2 separate regions of the Homo sapiens genome follow, and region 2 is linked to region 1. A link is a loop called in an ENCODE intact Hi-C map of the cell type or tissue named here. Cell type or tissue: pancreas. All regions are shown on one strand. Each heading gives the region's core, and the rest is flanking DNA. Links, peaks and the distances in the headings are about the cores only. Region 1 holds the start of SZT2-AS1 (SZT2 antisense RNA 1). Region 2 has its middle 26 kb from the start of PTPRF.

Region 1 (2,903 bases), core at 232-2,731:
CTTCCCACGGAAGGAGGGAAATGTGTTTTGGGCAGCCAGTGCAGCCATACCTTAACCCTGTCTCCTGCTGCTGCCTCCCCAGCTGTCCATGCTGTTCACAGAGGAGTGTGACAAGGTGCGGGACCTGATGCACGTGCACTCGTTCAGCTATGACTTCCATCTGCGCCTCGTGCATCAGCACGTGCTAGGTGCCCATCTGGTGCTGCGGCACGGCTACCACCTCACCACCTTTCTGCGACACTTCCTGGCCCACCACCCTGACGGACCCCACTTTGGCCGCAATCACATTTACCAAGGTCAGTGCCCAAGGGCAAGCCAGTGAACCCAAAAAAGAACAGGCCACAGGTGCCTCCAGGTCAGGGCTGGTGGGACCACCTCCCTGGACAAGTGGTCCCATGTTGTTAATCATCTCATGTCACACATACCACGTCCCCATGTTTCTGTCCTGTGTCTGTTTCTTACCAGAGTTTGGACCCCATGTCACATGTCCCCTGCCCTCTGAGTCACTTCTGTCCCATCTCAGTGTTCCACAGGAATGCAGGAGCTCCTAAGGAAAGCAGACCCACTCTGCCTGCCAGTCAGAGCCTTAAAGACTCCCATCCCTGTGCCCCACCAGACCAGTGTGTCTGTCCTAGGCTTAGTGTCTGCTGTCTCCTGTTACTTATCCCTCAGGGACATTGGAGCTCCCCACACCACTCATTGCTGCCCACCAGCTATACAACTACGTGGCTGATCACGCCAGCTCTTACCACATGAAGCCATTGCGAATGGCCCGGCCAGGGGGCCCAGAACACAACGAGTATGCCCTGGTGTCGGCATGGCACAGGTAAGGCTGAGAGGGGCATCCAGCATGCACGCTGCAGGAGCTGGGGTTGGGACATACTTGCAGTAGGGAGACCAATGTTTTCTTGGGCAGGGGTGAGGTTTGTTTTATTAGAACCCCAGAGTTGACATCTCCCCAACCCGTCCTGCACAGTTCTGGCTCCTACCTGGACTCTGAGGGACTTCGACACCAGGATGACTTTGATGTGTCTCTGCTTGTCTGTCACTGTGCTGCACCCTTTGAGGAGCAAGGAGAGGCTGAGCGGCACGTTCTGCGGTCAGCAGATCCCCTACCTTGAACATGCCCATTTCCCAGCCTGCCCCACCCTGCCCTGTGTGTCTCTTGCTACAACCACCACTCTCCTGCCCTGCTCCCCACCCCAGGCTACAGTTCTTCGTGGTGCTCACCAGCCAGCGAGAGCTCTTCCCCAGGCTCACTGCTGACATGCGCCGCTTCCGGAAGCCACCCAGACTGCCCCCTGAGCCAGAGGCTCCTGGGAGTTCAGCTGGCAGCCCTGGGGAGGCCTCAGGGCTTATTCTAGCGCCTGGACCGGCTCCTCTGTTCCCACCACTGGCTGCAGAGGTGGGCATGGCACGAGCACGGCTGGCTCAGCTGGTGCGGCTGGCTGGAGGGCACTGCCGTCGGGACACCCTTTGGAAGCGCCTCTTCTTGCTGGAGCCACCGGGGCCTGATCGACTGCGGCTAGGGGGGCGCCTGGCCCTGGCAGAGCTGGAGGAACTCCTAGAAGCAGTCCATGCCAAATCCATTGGGGACATCGACCCCCAGCTGGTAAGGAACTGTGGGCTCCCGAAAGAGCTGGGATAGGTGCCAGGAATTCCACTGGCAGCCAGGGCAGAGGGCACAGGAATCTGAGGTGACTGGCACAGAAGACTCAGGCCTGTGGCTCCTCCCTCAGGACTGCTTCCTATCCATGACGGTCTCCTGGTACCAGAGCCTGATCAAAGTTCTCCTAAGCCGCTTCCCCCAGAGCTGTCGCCATTTCCAAAGCCCAGACTTGGGAACTCAGTACCTGGTAAGTCCCCTTGAGCTTCCTCTGAAAAGGGAAACACAGCAGAAATCCTCACCAAACAGATGTGCCCCTCAGCCTGACCAAACAAGCTCTGCTCTGGAGGGAGGCCTAGACAGAACGGGACTACACAGATACATGTAAAACCCTTCCAGTACCGGGCATCGAGCTACAGCATGTGATTCTCTGAGCAGCTCTGCCCTCAAAGACTCACCAAGAATACAAGCCTTGGCTTGAGATCCTGAGGGCCAGGCTCTGGAACTGACAACCCAAGGAGCTGTCAGAACTTTGTCAGTAGGCTGGAGCCCCAGAAAGGACCCCTTGGACTTTGAAGCCTTGTTACTTAAAGTGTGGTCCACAGACCAGCAGCCGCAGCACCTGGGAGCTTGCTGAAATGCAGGCTCTCCGGCCACATTTCAGACTGTTGACTCGGGATCTGCAGGTTGACAGTCTCCCCAGGTGATTTGTGTGCACACTGAGGCGTGAAAGCACTGCTGTAAAGGACAGGTAGAGAGAACTGTGGTGGTGGACACGAGCACAGGGCATTAAGGAGCCCACAGAGATGGGCCCAGCCAGAGCTGAGGTTCAAGAGAGGAGGCATTACAAGAGAAGACTTCAAGTGAGAAAGTAGGAGGTGGAGCCAGGTGAGGGGTCCTGCAGCACAGTGCTTGTGCAGAGGATTCATTTCAGGGTGCAGGAAGGGTCTCCCAGAGAAGCCAAGGTCAGTTAGGATGAGGCTGCAGTAGTGTCGGCGGTTGTGAATGGAGGCAGGTGCTCCTGCGGGTGGTGGGAAGGCTGGAGCAGGAGTGGGTTTTGGGGAAGGGTGACAAGCCCAGCTTGGGGCAAGCTGAGTCTGGGGTCCATAGGCCCTTCACTGTCTGCAAGGTCTGTGGGCATCAGGGATTCGAGCTCAGGAGAGTCCTAGGCAGCAGCTCTGTGAACAGGCGGTAACTGAAGCCTTGGGAGAGCAAATCATCCCGGGATGGATCACCAAGCAGAGCGTTAGGGAGCAGATGGACATAAGGGGACGACAAGACAATCCCAGGGGTGGTC
Region 2 (2,903 bases), core at 121-2,620, 57 kb after region 1:
TGGAGTCATTCTCCACTGTGCAGGATCGTCCCGGACTCCCAAAGCATCCAGTGTCCCTGGCCCCTGACCACTAAATGCCAATGGCACACACCCCTTTAATCATTGTGACCACCAAAAAGTGTCCCCCACAATTTTCTAAGTGCGTGCTGGGGGACTGTCTACACATGGCTTCTCATCTTTTGAAGGTTTTGAACCTGGGTTTACTGCTCCCCATACCCCCAAGTCCTGCCGGTACCCCAAGCCACTTCACTCCGTCACAGATCCCCTCTCCAGGAACGCGGCAACTACAATGTAGATCAAGGGAAGAGTGACCTTTGTTTTGCTTAGAACTTTTCCAATAGTTGCTGAGCATTTAGGAAAACCACCAGGAACAAAGCCCCTTGAGGTATTTTCGTGTCAACACATCACAGTGTCTCAGGCTGCGTTTATGCCTGTGATGTTCAGTGACTGTACATCCACATATAAGCCTGCGGCCCCTTCATGATGTCTGCAGTGCTGTCGTGATTGAGATCTCATCCTATATCATGTTCCCTTTATTTCTCCTTTATGTTACTGTCGGGCCCTTATTTGGATATTTTGACATTTGAACATGTTGGATGTTTGAAACTATATACATAGTAGGTAATATTATTTATGCATTTCTTTCTTTCTTTTTTTTTTTTCTTTTGAGAAGGAGTCTTGCTCTGTTGCCCAGGCTAGAGTGCAGGGACGTGATCTCAGCTCACTGCAACCTCCACCTCCTGGGTTCAAGCAATTCTTCTGTCTCAGCCTTCTGAGTAGCTGGTACTATAGGTGCCCGCCACCACGCCCGGCTAATTTTTGTATTTTAATAGAGATGGAGTTTCATCAAGTTGGTCAGGCTGGTCTCGAACTCCTGACCTCAAATGATCCGCCTGCCTCGGTCTCCCAAAGTGCTGGGATTACAGGCGTGAGCCACCGCGCCCGGCCTATTAATGTATTTGTTTCAAGATGGTAAAGAGAATGTTATTTGGTTGGTGCAAAACATTTGTTATAAATATGAATTGGGTATGATAGACTTGAGAGCAATAAGCCTAGAAGTTAGGCAGATATCAGCAACAAGAAGGAATATTTTTTGTTGTTGTTCAGAACCATCTTACTTTTTTTTGAAACGGAGTCTTCCTCTGTCACCCAGGCTGAAGTGCAGTGGTGCAATCTCAGCTCATTGCAACCTCTGCCTCCTGGGTTCAAGCAATTCTCCTGCCTCAGCCTCCCTAATAGCTTGCCACAATGCGAAGCTAATTAATTTTTTTTTTGTATTGTAATTTTTTTTGTATTTTTTAGTAGAGACAGGGTTTCTCCATGTTGGCCAGGCTGGTCTCAAACTCTTGAGTTCAAGTGATCCACCCGCCTCAGCCTAGTGCTGAGATTACAGGCATGAGCCACCATGCCCGGCCCAGTCTTAACTTTTCTTAATAACAGACCCATAGCAAAGACATAGGAACTGCCTTTCACCAGGAGTGTCAGCCTTTGATACTGCTGGGGTGCCAAGAGCACCATGCTTCCAATTCCTCCACCTGTTACTCTCACAAGCATCACACCGAGACATTTCTGCTCCCCTGCCGGCCAGCCCTGGAGACGGAGAGTCCTGGCAGTGACAGACTGGCCAGGCTTGGAAAGGGCCCCTCCTCCACTCAGCAGTGGCTTTATTGCTTGCTCAAGGCCACTGCTTTTCCCAGGATCTCCTGGAGTCCCTCCATTTTTTCCTGAATCCTTTATAGCTGTGAAGGACTCACACTTCATGGGCCTAGGACCAAATTCAAGACAGGCACTGGGGGCTTCCCAATCCCCTTTTCCCCAGACACAGGTCCCCTGAAATATTCTCCAGGCCAGGGCAGGCAGTCCGGCTGGAGGTGGTCTCCAAATCAACACAGCCCGCACTCCCCATCCATGCTAGAGAAGAGCTGGGCGCCTTCTCTGAATCCCGTAGCCATTCTTCTGTCCTAACCGCCCTCTTTCGGACTGCATGGAATCATGTTTGTTCTGGAAAACAGAGGAGCAGAAACAGGAGGTCTTCATTTGGATTATTTGGATTCCAAGCACAAGGTCTTCTCTCATGTCCCCACTTGAACCTTCTCTGGGTCTCGCCGGCTTATCATGTCGCCTGGTGAGTGGACTGCGCCGGGCTGGGCCTGCTCCTCCTGACAGCCTTGAGGACTGTCCCGGCATGTTGCTGCATCCCAAATAAACAAAATTCCAACTCCAAAGGCAGTGACGCATAATGTGGACTTTTTACTGAAGGTTTTGTGAGATGACACAGGAGTCATCATGCTCCCCACAAGTTTGTTCCCCCAAGTTCCCCATCCACAGCGGCTGCACACTCCTCTCCTTGCTCTCCGACCTTTTTTCCTTGCCTTCTCTTTCTGTGTGCTCCAGCTCCTCCCTGACACCCTCTCAGAGTCAGCGTGTAAAACCTGGGCATCCTTAGCCAGAGGTCCCCTAGGAGGCCTTGGTTCATCTCCCCACCCTCTCCTGATGGAAATACTTGTGGTCTTCAGCAAAGAGAAGTGAGTATGCTATTTCCAGCTCCAGCCCAGCCCCACAGCACCCTCGTCCCCTCCCCGCCTCCCCTCATCCATTGCCTTCAACTCTGAAACTTTCCTTAGGGATGTTCTTGCCAGCCCCAGCCTGGCCCGCAGGGGACCCCTGTGATTACCACCAGCACCCTGGACAGGCTCCAGGTGATGTCCTGGAGCCTGTCTGACTCTGTGGAAGGATGTCCGCAAGTCCTGGGATTCACCTGGAACAAAGCCAGCCTGCCCAACCTTCTGCCTGGGGCGGCTGCTCTATCCACCCACTATGGCACTCCCACCCATCCCTCCCAGGGGAAAGGTAGTCTTTGCCAAGCTCCTTCTCCACATCACTGTCTGCCACAGATGGCTTTC

The links. Peaks named below come from ENCODE experiments on the same cell type or tissue, not always from the same donor. Only the 100,000 strongest peaks of a DNase experiment are listed, where the experiment ranks them.
Region 2: a loop joins it to region 1, with 4 times the contacts of the local background. A loop is called at or near these places in 2 of 110 quality-filtered maps.

What each region holds. Positions count from the first base shown.
Region 1 is chr1:43,446,873-43,449,775 of GRCh38, forward strand. It overlaps SZT2 (SZT2 subunit of KICSTOR complex), which reads left to right. Exons shown (of 72, transcript NM_001365999.1): 66 at 83-296; 67 at 673-826; 68 at 977-1,099; 69 at 1,207-1,612; 70 at 1,740-1,856. It overlaps SZT2-AS1 (SZT2 antisense RNA 1), which reads right to left and starts at 1,772. Exons shown (of 2, transcript NR_046744.1): 1 at 1,231-1,772; 2 at 904-1,060. It overlaps MIR6735 (microRNA 6735), which reads left to right and starts at 1,667; the gene lies at 1,667-1,739. In pancreas, for the core only: no CTCF peak of the experiment used is centred there; a DNase peak (open chromatin) is centred at 1,438.
Region 2 is chr1:43,503,688-43,506,590 of GRCh38, forward strand. No RefSeq gene overlaps it. Among named protein-coding and RNA genes, the nearest start is that of PTPRF, 26 kb to the right of the region's middle. In pancreas, for the core only: no CTCF peak of the experiment used is centred there; no DNase peak of the experiment used is centred there.